Linked DNA regions of Mus musculus: region 2 is linked to region 1. Evidence: chromatin contacts called from ENCODE Hi-C or POLR2A ChIA-PET data. All regions are on one chromosome and are shown on one strand. The core of a region is the stretch at or near the end of the contact, and the rest is flanking DNA. Distances in the headings are between cores, read along the strand shown. Region 1 holds the start of Klf10 (Kruppel-like factor 10). Region 2 overlaps Gm35248 (a long non-coding RNA gene).

The links. Hi-C counts contacts between places; a loop is a spot of excess contacts on that map. ChIA-PET counts read pairs that join two places held with the same protein, here RNA polymerase II (POLR2A).
Region 2: a loop to region 1 is called in a map of heart, with 2.0 times the contacts of the local background. The contact joins the enhancer-like site here to the promoter of Klf10 in region 1. A Hi-C loop is called at or near these places in 3 of 37 maps with a recorded cell type or tissue (gastrocnemius and heart). POLR2A ChIA-PET finds 5 or more read pairs at or near these places in 3 of 5 experiments (Patski and embryonic stem cell).

What each region holds. Positions count from the first base shown.
Region 1 is chr15:38,298,161-38,304,608 of GRCm38, reverse strand. Klf10 (Kruppel-like factor 10) reads left to right here and starts at 3,898. Exons shown (of 4, transcript NM_013692.3): 1 at 3,898-4,050. The coding sequence starts at 4,015. Gm35248 (a long non-coding RNA gene) reads right to left here and starts at 5,862. Exons shown (of 3, transcript XR_001781645.2): 1 at 5,788-5,862.
Region 2 is chr15:38,340,791-38,346,529 of GRCm38, reverse strand. It overlaps Gm35248 (a long non-coding RNA gene), which reads right to left. Exons shown (of 3, transcript XR_001781645.2): 3 at 3,391-3,755. Among named protein-coding and RNA genes, the nearest start is that of Gm41306, 22 kb to the left of the region's middle. Within about 2 kb of position 3,632, at least 1 of the 3 ENCODE cell types and tissues checked has a DNase peak (open chromatin) inside an H3K27ac peak, as active enhancers do; it is gastrocnemius, where a contact is called at or near this core.

The DNA of each region.
Region 1 (6,448 bases), core at 2,649-5,148:
CGCACCAGCTCTCTTAGTATCTTCCAGAATGTAGCAATGGCTACAGTTACCAGCTTCTCCCACTATCCTAGAAGTTCCTTCAACACAGGGAATGTTTTTATGATGGTTCTCCAGTGTTCACTAATGCCTGACATGTGGTACAGCCAAAAAGGGATGAACAAGGATGAGACTTGGTGACTGTACAGAGCAAAGAGAAGCTCGCTGGTAGGTACAATGTGTTCTAAGATCAGTATCTGAACTGGGGAGTCTCTATCTTCAATATTCTGACTGAAGGGAAACCAACACCATTAGCAATAAGGGTCAGCATCTGAGGTATCACTTCCTACAGCCAAATTAAGTCTCCTCTCTTATTCATGCCCAAGATGACTACATCTATGAAGGGCCTTGTAACAGCACAATCTAAGAGAAGGGTTTGGAAGGACTCGTACTTCCACTCACATATTGGCCCACATTGTCTGCAATCCCATGGGGTCTTCAGAAACAATCTAGTATTTTATTTAATTCATTGGGAAAAATGTATCAAGTACCTATTAAAGAACAAATAGTAAATAAGAAAGATAACTATGGAACTGGGCACAACAGCTCATGTCGGTGATCACAGCACTTCAGGAGCTGAGGCAGGAGGCTTGCTGAGAGTTCCAGGCCAGCTTGAGTGTATATATGAAGGGACATTATGAAATGACCACTGTCTTATAGGAGTTTAGATCTGAGTGGGGTGTGGGCAGGATTCAATACTATAAAAGGGTTTTGCAATAACATATATATATATATATATATATATATATATATATATATATATATCTCCTTACTTATAACATTGCTTTGGAGGAGAGGCAGGCAAATAATTCAGCCTGGAGCTATCAAGGAAGGCTTCACCAACATGGCAAGGAAACACTGAAACCAGAGAGAAAAGGGGCCTTCAGAAAAAAAAAAAAAAAGCATCTCTTCCAAGAGAGTCTAGCCTCTCTTTGCACCAAGTCTTGTGTCATTCCATAGCCTGTAAATTCTTCAGTAGTCAGTCTCCACCTGAAACTATGTAGCCCAGGCTGGTCTCATTTATGACAATCTTGTCTTAGCCTCCCATGTGGCACACCCTTGTGATCCCAGTAGTTGGCAGATAAAGGCAGAAGATTCAAGAGCTCGAGACCAGTCTACTGGCCGGCCTAGAATACGCAGATGCTCAATAACATTGGTTGAATGCATCAGTGAACAGAGGCCTGAAGGACAGTGCTTATTGAATGGGGGTGTGGCATGGAGATGTATGCACTGTATGATGGCTCTGGGCAAGGGAAGAACTTACTAAAAGGCTGAAAAGTTGAATGAGTAGCTGGAGACCCCTAGCTCATAAAGGGGTAGCCTTTTATCTCCCGATAACAATAGACAAAGGTAATTTATTTAAGTAGGGATTGTTGTGATCTTAAGTTTAAGCATGGCATCTGGGCTCTGGAAAACAAGTTGTGATGTGGGTGGATGTCCTGGGATTACAGACAGAAATAGCTTCGTGCAAGCTAGAGGTGAAACACTGAGCCAAGTGCCTGCCTGGTGCCCATTAGCCCAGTACTTGGGAGGCTGTGGCAGGAGGGTTGTCTAGGTAGCCAGGGCTACACAGAATTTGTCAGCCAGCCAGGGCTGCATAGTGAGACCCTGTTACTGAAGACAAAATGGGGGGAGGGGGGTGAAGACAGGCAGACAGAGTACCTTGTAAAACAAACAGTAAGTAGGTGTTTCTGAGGCAAAGCTGTCTAGAGCTGGGGACTAACTAGATCTCACTTAAGTTTTTGAGGGAGGGAGGCAACTGTGGCTAGACTGGCAATGATCACCCCTTAAGACCACAAAGAAAGAGGAGTTTTAGATTTGGCGATATTAGGTCTGAAGTGCCTGGGGAAGGCTTTCTCTGAATCTCCAGGTCACCACTACCCAGTTTCTCCTACCCCTTTCTCTCCTCTTTCCTGCTGTGATCACTCCAAGTCCCAAACGCTCCTTACAACTCAGCCTGCAGAGTGGGTGTGGGGGCACCACGCCAGACACAGGGTTCAGGCTTGGTGGGTCTGGCTGTGACCTCTCCCGGAGGCGGCTCCCTGACAGGAAGGCAGGCAGGCAGGCCTGCCACTGGGCACACACAAGAGCTTCCTGCGCTGCAGCAGGTGCCCAGGCCAGCTGCTCCAGCCCTTCAGACTCAGATCAACAGGATGGGCCAGCCCAAGCGGAAGGAAGCCTGCAGGGAAGGACACTCCTGCAGACAGAAGCAGGGCACCGGGTGGAGAGAGGCAGGAAGAGCTGCCTGGGTTGCTGAGTTGGCGCTCCTCCAGCGGATTCAGAGCAGGCAGTGACAGGAGGCCATTCAGTCATCTTCCCCCACTCCCACCCCCACCCAGGGCTTCTCTGGCCCACGTTATTATCATTACATTTGTTGCTGGCTGGCTTTAGGTATACCAGAAGGAACCATCAGATAGATGTTGGTAGAGCTGGAGGCCTCTAAAACAAATTCCCTCCTTTACCTAGTCTGTGGTGACTGAGAAAGGGCACCTGCTTTAGCCCTTTTAGCCCAGCAGGCTGAAAAAGCCCACAGGAGGGCAGTGACTTTTGTCTCATGATCTGCCTGTCCCAGGGAGAAGATAAAAATCTCTAGTTTGCTTTAAGCCCCGTTATCACTCCCTCCGGCTCCAACAGCTGCCGTGAACCCGCACAAACGGGCGAGGGGGCGGGGCAATAGGGCGCCAACGAGGAGCCAAGAGCTCTCAGACTAGGAGGCTACAGCCTCAGCCGGGCTGCTGCACCCACAAGCTGGCTTCCCTAAGAAGCTCAGCTTGCCCTCAATCCCTGGAGCGGTGGAGGGGGCAGGGACAGGAACTCGATGTTTGACCGGGTCAGGAATCCCACCTGCAAGCATGCTTTCCTCACCCCATCCCCTCAAGCGGTTTCTTGGTAGGGCGTCGGCGAAGACTGTGGTCCCGCGGGTGGGGGAAGTGGAGTCCACCTTGGAAATAGCTCGAACATTGTATTTTAAACTTCAACTACATCAAACTCAAACTCGATTCTGCCACCGAGCGTCGGGTCTGGGGCTCCCTGCCACGCCACTAGCTCTTTGGTACCGGCTTCCCTTAGTCCCCACTCCAACCGCCCAGAAGGACGGGAGGGACGCGCAGAGGCGGGCCCTGCTGCTAGTGCCTGTGCTGCAGATGGGAGGACGAGCCAGCGCCTGCCGCCTTGGGCGTGGGCGGTGAGTGCGAGCAGGTGTCTGTTCCGTGACAGGGCTCCCGCCGCCACCATCTCGCCCTGGTTCTCCCCAGTCCTCCGGCTTAGAGTGACAAAACCCGGCAAATGCTCAGAAATGCCGCTCAGTGGTTCATCCATCCCTTGCTTCCACGCAAGACCCACGAGAACCACGCTGCCAAAGAACGTCTGGTGGCTCGGAGCCGCGCTCGCAGCCTCCGCCTCCGCCTCCTGCTCGGGGTCCCGCCCACTCCCTGGCGGGCCCAGACGCTGTGGGCGCGAAGGGGACTGGGCGGAGCGGGCTTCCCTTCCCACCCCCCACGTGGGGCCGGCTCTCCGCAAAGCCTAGTCGCCGCCACCGCGCCTCCCAGCTATGCCCCGCCGCCGGCGCCGCCCCCGGGCATGGGCGGAGGACTGAAGGCTAGGGTTGGGCGAGGGGCGTCACGGAGTCAGGTGGTCCCCGGAGTTCCCCGGGGCTGGACCGAGGGAACACGGTGCCTCGGGTTGTGTACACGCTCCACTGACAGAGCCTCTTGCAGCCGGGCAGCCGCTGATCACGCGTGGCTCTGCCAGCTCATTGGCTGAGGCCTCACACACCTTTGCCGCTGATTGGTCGACACTAGGCCCCGCCCTCTACCCCGCCCGCGGCGCGGGGCAGGCAGAGCGGCTACCTGCACGGGGAGGGGGGCAGACAGCGCGGAGCGCGGTGGCGTCGACGTCTAGTGTCTCAGTGCTCCCGTCTGTGGCTAACTAAGCAGCCAGCAGCCAGGCAGCTCGCGACCTGCGGCCAGGCAGCCAACCATGCTCAACTTCGGCGCTTCTCTCCAGCAAGCTTCGGTAAGTTACCTGAGGATGCTGGTCCTTTCCTGCCGGTCAGTGTAGGGGAGCCAGCCGGAGCGCGAAGCATGAGCCCCTAAATAAGCCACGCCTGAGAACCCAGGCTGCAGCGGGGTCTTGCAAGGGATTTCCTCCCTGCAGGCTGGAATATCATCGAGGGCATGTGCAAAAAAAAAAAAAAAAAAAAAAAAAAAAAAAAAGGGTCGGAAGAAGCCTGGGACCTGGACCAGGGGAGAGCGATCCTGGGTATCCAGGAGACAAGGAGGACTCTCAGGGAGACCCCAGGAGACGAGTGAGCTGGAGGGGCTGTCTCCCTGGAAGCGCGGTTTAGATGGAGGGGGCGCCCTGCACCTGGCTCTGGCGGGAGATGCCCCTGTCTGCACCAGGAATGCGACCCGGGGTGACAAGGACTACTCACGGTCTGCCTAGCCGAGAGGAGGGCGCCTGCTCTTCGGGGGAGGGGGAAACCCTGCCAGGTGGAGACCGCGGGGCTGGGCTAGCCCGGGGCTGGGGGAGGGGATGGCCGGCTTCGCGCGGGGTATGGAAGGCACGCGGACTCTGCGGCCGCCAGGGGAGCCGCGGCGCCCCCGCAGACGTCGGGAGGGGACTCCCCATCCGAGGCGGAGGCAGGTGGCTGCCTATAGATTACTCTTGGCAGGGGGCAGGGTCCTGCCTTGGAGCCCGACAGCTTGGCGGGGGAGTCGGGACCGCGAGACGCGGGGGCCGCGTGTCGAGGCGGGAACCGTGGGGCCGCGCGCCTGGAGCCCGTGCTGTGGGCGCCGCACGTCTGGGAGCCTGCAGAGACTGCTTGCGGGGGCTCAGGCTGCCGGAAACAGCAGTCGGACGAATGCTGCAGATGCGGGTAGGCTGAGGTCCCGCGGGCCGAGTGGGCGGAGTGCCCCAGGCTCCGGCCGCTCCCCGGAGGCGGCGAGCAGGAGGAGGGCGGCGGTCGGGCTTCCGCGGGGACCCGGCCCCACCTCCCGCAGCCGAGGCGGAGGCCAGGGATGGGCGGCGAACGGGTGCACCCGGGGAGCTTCTCGTCCCCGAGTGACCCAGCCCCGGCCTCCGCCAGGGGCGGGAACGAGGCCCGGCCCTGCTGTCGGTTCCTAAGGGAACCGCGGCTCGGAGGAGGTGGAAGGGGCGGGCGACTCGGGAGCCGACACCGCCCAGCCCTCGCGCCGCCCGGCGCGCACTGGCGAGCGGTTGGCGGCGGCGCCCGCGGCCCCTCCCCGGCCGAGCGGGGGCGGGGGCCCGTGCTCAGGAAGTAGGGGAAAGGTGACGGCGCGGCAATTCCCAGTTCACGTTTCCTGCGCCGCCCGGAGCAGTCGCTGATCACGCTTTGTTCACATGCCTCGCCCCCTCCTCCTCGCGCCCCCACCCTGCCCGCCCAGCCAATCCGGACGCGGGCCGCGGGCCGGCCGGCCAATGGCAGGGGCGGGGCGCGGGGACGTGCGCGCGGCGGGCAGTGTTCCCGGTGACTCACCCGCCAGCCTCATTGAGGTTAGGGCGGCCCCATCGGTCGGTCCCCGCCAGCGAGGATCTCCCCCGCCGGCCTCCCGCGCCCCGCCCCGCCCCGCCCCGCCTCGCTTCTGCCTCCACCCGGCTTCCCTTTCCTGCCTCGCACCAGCTCTTCGCTCCCTCCCGGCTTCCCCTCCCGGCTCACATTCTTCACCCCTGGCTGCCTTTTTTCCCACCCCTCTTTCTTTGAGTTGGTGACTATAGGCTTTTTACACTTACAGTCTTCATCCATTGCAGCTTACATAAAGGCGCGAACGATTATGCAATTACATTGTTAGTGATGTTTCAAGAACCGTGTCTTGTTTTCCCACACTCAGCAGGAAGATAGGCATTTTTAGAAAAGCGTTAAGATTATCATTGCCATTTTATTTATGTATTAGGTTTTTGCTTTGTCTTTATGAGTTCAGGCTGGCCCTGAACTAGTTATATAGCCAGAGTTGGCCTGGAGCCTTATATTCCAGGCTCCCCCACTTTATGAGGCTTTTCATAATTTTTGCAACCTCTACTTTAACCAGAAGAATTTGGAAGTTCTTTTTAAGAGGAAAGTAGAGATGGTTGGTGATTCTTTTGAAATTCAGGTCATGGAACTTTTAATGTGAGACATTAGGTCGAAGGTGTTGCACACAGAGCATGATCGGTTATCAAATCATGTTTTAATTAAATTAAAACCAACTTGTACTCGGGGTTTTTTGTTTGTTTGTTTTTGCATATCCCAAGAACATATTTTATGCCTGTCTGGTCCCTTATGGTACAGAAAAGCATTGTGTTTAATAAATCTGATAAAAATCATAGATATTAAGAGATTGAGACTTGACCAAAATAAAATATTTTTTTCCTCTTTGGTTGCTTTGTGTGTTTTGCATTTTGAGATGCAACTTCC
Region 2 (5,739 bases), core at 2,383-4,882, 42 kb before region 1:
TGATCACTAATTGAGAAAATGCCTTACAGCTGGATCTCATGGAGGCATTTCCCCAACTGAAGCTCCTTTCTCTGTGATAACTCCAGCTGTGTCAAGTTGACACAAAACTAGCCAGTAAATGAACAAACGTTTGATTTCCTAATGGAGCCAGTCTAGAGTCATGGTGGGCTGAAGCCAAGGAAAGCCTGGACAGAACATTTAGACGATGTACCTCTGCTGGCCTTGGTAACCTCAGCGCCCCCCCCCCCTGTCTCAGAAATAGCCACAGCTCTCTCTCTATCCCTGGGAGGCAGGTCTGCTCCATCCATCCCTGGGAGGCAGGTCTGCTCCATCCATCCCTGGGAGGCAGGCTGCTCTATCCCTGGGAGGCAGGCTGCTCTATCCCTGGGAGGTCTGCTCTTGTCATTCATTTCAGTGTTGGCGTGTACTACACATTGGGCAAAACAAACCCAGCTCAGTCACAATGACATAGTGCAAGACTCCAACTGAAGCCAGGTGCGATGGGGCAAAGCTGTAAATTGTAGTATTTGGGTGGCAAAGGTGGGAAGACTTAAAGGTAAGGCCAGCACTAACACCCTGTCACTAAACAAAGAAAGAATCAAATAAACAAATACAGCATACTAGCTCACCAGCCTAGAGAATGTCACTATATAACTGCTCTCTCCTGAGTGGACCAATCATTTCTAGACAGGAGGGAAGAGCTGTCAGATGACACTGAAAAATTAGAAAGCGAAATCAGGTGCTATAAATAGGAAATCACAACTAACAGCATCTTAAGTTTATTTGTCTAGTGTCTAATAAATCTGTTTGTCTGGACAACCCTGATCCAAAATGGCTTATGTCCACATAAGCCCTGACGGCAACTTTAAGCATGGGCAGGTCTGGCTGGTAGATCAGGAAGGAAGCAGCGAGAGACGAAGAGACAGAGAGACAGACATAGAGAAGAGATGGAGCAAGAGACAGAGAGATACAGAGAGCAAGAAAGACAGATACACACACATCAGAGAGACAGAGACATAGACAAAGAAGAGGACCAAGTGAGAGACAGGCAGAAACACACACACACACACACACACACACACAGGAGAGAGAGAGAGAGAGAGAGAGAGAGCCTACCTTTATCCCTTGGCCCCAGCCTATGAGATCTATGGCATGATATTGCATATACTCAGTCAGGGCAGGGGAGAGTGAGTGGGTAGCAGTGGTTCCCCTCCAGCTAATCCTTTCTAGAAACTTCTTCACAGAAACACACAGCAGTGATCTTTACTAGACTCCTGAGTGTTTCTCCATCCAGTTGGGACAATAATCAAAATGACCCACCACAGTTGAGGACTGTGCTGTTTAATAGGACTCAAGAAGTTTTATACGTGAAGCTCATTGGGTTCTCTTCAAATAAGCCAGCAAAATAAAAAAATAAAAATAAAAATAAAACACATTTTTAAAGGGACATACGGGATACTAAATGAGAAGGAATTAAATATCCTTAGACGGGATATTAAATGAGAAGGAATGCCTGGTTCAGTGTAACAACAGTGTCACATTATATTTGTAGTACATTTTTAGTGGTGATAAATCCTGACGTAGTTATGTCATGGCAATATTTAAACTATTCCAGCACAAACGGCAAATAGAATTGTTCAGAGCAGAGAAAGTCTGGATGAGCAACGCTGAGCAAGAACAGAGGGCCGTGGTGGGAGGTAGGTCAGGGGGACTTGCCAGTCTCTCTGCGGTGTCTGTTCAGACTCCGCTCCTCCAAGTAAGTCAGCGGTATTAGCTTCTAAAATCCTAAGAGGCAGCAAGATGGCTCCTCTGGCACTTACCCTCAAACTTGACAACCTGAGTTCAATGCCCAGAACCCACATGGCAGAAGGAGAGGAAAAATCAGGGCAACCTGATCTCAGACCTCCACATGCACACTGTGGCACATGTGTCCCCTCCCCACAAAACAGGTATAAAAACAAACAAACAATACCCCAAATTGATCTGAATAAACTGGGGGTGGGAAGAGGGACTCTCGCTGTCACCCCAATACTAGGAAAGCAGGAACAGGAAGGTTTCCAGGGCTCGCTGGCCAGCTGGGCTGACCCACTGGGCAATCTCAGGGCCACTGGTGGACAGACAGTATCTGAGAACAGTGCCTGGTTGTCCTCCAGGCATCCACAGGCACACACATGCACAGCTCTATGCACATGAACACACATGCATATGTACACAATTACACATACTAGTCTTGGCTGAAATGAAGAATTTTCTGACTTGAGATCAAGTGGAAAACAGGTGAGTGGTGTATGTGGAGTGACTCTAAGAGGATTTGCTGGGGAACCCCAGGGGAGCCCGGAGTACACCCAACCTCTATGGCACCGCCACAGGAGGCAACTGCTATTCACAGGAAAGACTGCCAAGCCTTCCACACGCTGATTGCAAAACCATCAATTTGCCATGCCGCGCTGAAACTGATAAGGTCTCGCTATGTATGGAGCTAATTAAATTATTAGACGCAGAGCTGTGAGATGACCCAGTTTATAAGCAGGGCCTCTCTTCCAAAACTGTATAACTCTGTGAATTCCCCTTGAAGTCATAACTAGTCATCCGGAATTGTTCCCAATCAACTTGTGCTTCTGAAAGAGAATTCCCAATTTGCTCCTAACCCTTCCTGGATGGAAGTTGTTTACTTGATCTCAGCACAAACAGATGGGGGTGGGGTGGCTGGGGAGAGCCCTCTGGGTCTGGAGAACAAAAAAGAACAGTTAAAGGAGCTTTCTCTTGGGCAGAAAGGGCCCAGTTAGTTTATCTTTCTTGAAAGCTCTGGCAAAGCCTGTGGTCCAGACACACTCATCTGCTGTGCTTACCCCCATGATGATGATGGGCCAAACCTCTAAACTGTAAGCCATTCCTGTAATCATGGTGTCTTCACAGCAATAGAACATCAACCAAGACAAGAGGCCTGGGTTCCTCTGGAAATGGTACAACTCGTCCAAATGAAGTTCCTTGTTCTGTCCTCACTGAAGAGGCACAAGGACTTTGTGAAAGGCAAGGTGCCTGAAACTTGGGTTCAAGTGTTCAGCTTAACATTCACCAGCCCTGTGGCCTTGGCATGTCTCTTCACCTCCCCCAGTCCCAGTATCAGTTCTGCAGATGAAGCATAAATATAAGAGGGCCAAGACAATCATACAAAGGAGCCACACAGAACTGAAGGACTACAACCATATAATGCTATTGTTAGAAAAAGATTACTAAGTTCAGTTACATGTGTGTGTGTGTGTGTGTATGTGTGTGTGTGTGTGTGTATGTGTGTGTGTGTGTGTGTGTGTGTGTTAGATGTATATGCACTGTGGTGCGTGTGTGTTGGATCTGTGAGGCAGGGTCCATAAAGTCGCACCATGCAGCAGGTTTCACATGGGAGGTTTATTCAGGGGGAAGGGAGGGGATACACAGGCTGCCTCTGGAAGAGATGAAGGGAAAAGGGCTTTTATCAGGGGCTGTGGGACAAGTGACAGGAGGAATGTGTCACCTCCTGGCAGCTAGTGATGATGTGTCCTGCTGTCACCAGGCCCCTCAGGCTGCTCCCTTTGGTTTCTTATAAAGAGAAGGAACTAGAAGGGGAGAGATGGTGAGGCAGGGATGGGAACATTGGTTCCTTAGGCTACTTCCTGCTGTCTGAGGGTGTCATCATTTCTGGGGTGCAGTTGGTCTTCACTGTCAGGGCACACTTGACAGTTGTTAGCCTCCAGCTCCGTGGCCAGCAGTTGGCAGTCCTGTAAAAGCAACAGATTAATTACTTGGCTGGAAATTTTTCCATTTGTCATTGGAGAAATGCAGAGAAGAAATTGATAATGCAGAGTGTGAATAGCAAAAGCAGAAAGATGAGAGGAAGCGAGGTCAGGAAGGCAGAATCCACTTCCATATGGGGTTGCCAAAGGCCCAGGGGCTGGAGGCACTGAGTTTTTCCTTATGCTTCTGGAGGTCTGTCTGGAGCTGTTGGCTCTTGTTTCTTTTACTATGCCAACTGGTTGACATAGAAGCAGTATCCCTCTTGGAGGAAGAGGCAAAGGCCACCTTTTTCCTCTGTGAGAAGGTCTAGTTCCCATCAGTTTGAAGTACCATCGCTGCCCGGGAATTGATCTATCCTTGGAGAGTGAGTATAGTTTGGGTGACTTGCTACAGATCCTGGATAAACTAGGAAGAAAACTGACCATACAAGGTTAGGGAGGTGGCCAGTCCTACTGTCAGTGGTGACACCCGTGGTCATTCCTGCAACAGCCAGTAGGGGCAAGATTCGAACTGCCCTTTTATCATGCCAGGCGGCTATGGAGTCCAGGACTGGGACAGGTAGGGCCTCTTCTCCATGTGTCACCCCCTACTTGGAGAAGAAAAACACCAGTGAGCAAACTCTTGGCTGACTAGCAGGTAGGCAATGGTAGACCTGGGTACCACAGGGAATTGAAATGTTCTAGACTGTAGGGCTCTGGGACAGAGATGAGGTATTGAAAGTTATTATTTTGTTGCAGTCTCCCTCGGAACATGTCTCAGATGCCTTAAAACAGTTTGCCATGCCAGAGAGGGTGATAGGGAAAAGGTAGTGAGCAACACCAGGGCCACGCCAGGGTTGGGGCAGTTGGTGAACAGTGAGGTGAGGTTACTGGACAGGGTCACTGGAGAAGCTGTAAGTGGCAGTTGTGAACTAGTCCCGGGAGGCACATACAGCCAGCAATCTCCTAAGTGGCCAGGTTACATGACATTAAATTAAGGAGCTAATAGGTTGAGGTCAGAGCCTGCAGCAAGAGACAAAATGACAGGCTTATAGTATAGTAAGAGAGCAAATGTCCAAGAAGTAATCACCTACTTTCCCTATCGCTAGCGGTTGGGCAATCGGAACATATTTTCTCTGGGTATTAATTGTGCTTATTGGGAACCTGGGTTTGTACTGGCTGTAGCGTTTACCATCAACAGCCTTTTCCACCTGGGATTCCTTGGGTCCCAGATAGAGAAGAGGGTCTTGCATTGTAGACAGAGAAGGTAATTTCTCTTTACTATCGGTGAATGGAATTGGCAAGACCAGTATGGGCAGTCCATATCTGTCTGTCCATCCTTTACCGTAACTTTCTGTCTAGTCAAAGAGGGAGCAAACAAAAAGTACCTGAACACAGAAGGAAAGGTGGATATGGGGTGATGTAAGTTTCAGTAGGCTCCTGGCATCTGGCTATAGAGCGACTTTCAAACCCTATTCAGAGAAACTGTTTGTTATAAATGAGGGTTTCCTGAACTTTGAATCTCCGTATGTAAGGGTTACCCAGGACAGAAACAAACAAGAGAGAGGAGGAAAAACCCATATCTAATCTAATTGGGTCGAGCATGGCTGCCAGAGTGAAGCCTCATTCTTCTGGAACTGGAGACAAGGTGTTAGTCCCAACATCCTCTAAAGCTTAAGGGAGAGTGGTCCTGTTGGAAGGGAAGTTATTCTGAAGTGGGGGATCCAATGAGGGTCACTCAAGCTTAGCAGATGTGGGGGTCACAAGAATCACTTTGAAGGGGCCTTGCCATTTAGGAGAAAGGGGTGAAGGACAATGGTCCAGAAGACACAGAAAGACCGGCTCTTCAATGTTGATTAGTGGCAGATAGGAGTTAGCAGTGGCTGGGACAGACAGCAGTCAGTAAAGTTGCATAGGAGGGAGGGAGCAGAGATAACAGAGTAAGAGAGTGAGTACGTGATCAGGGAACGGAGAGGGTTTGGGTGAAAGA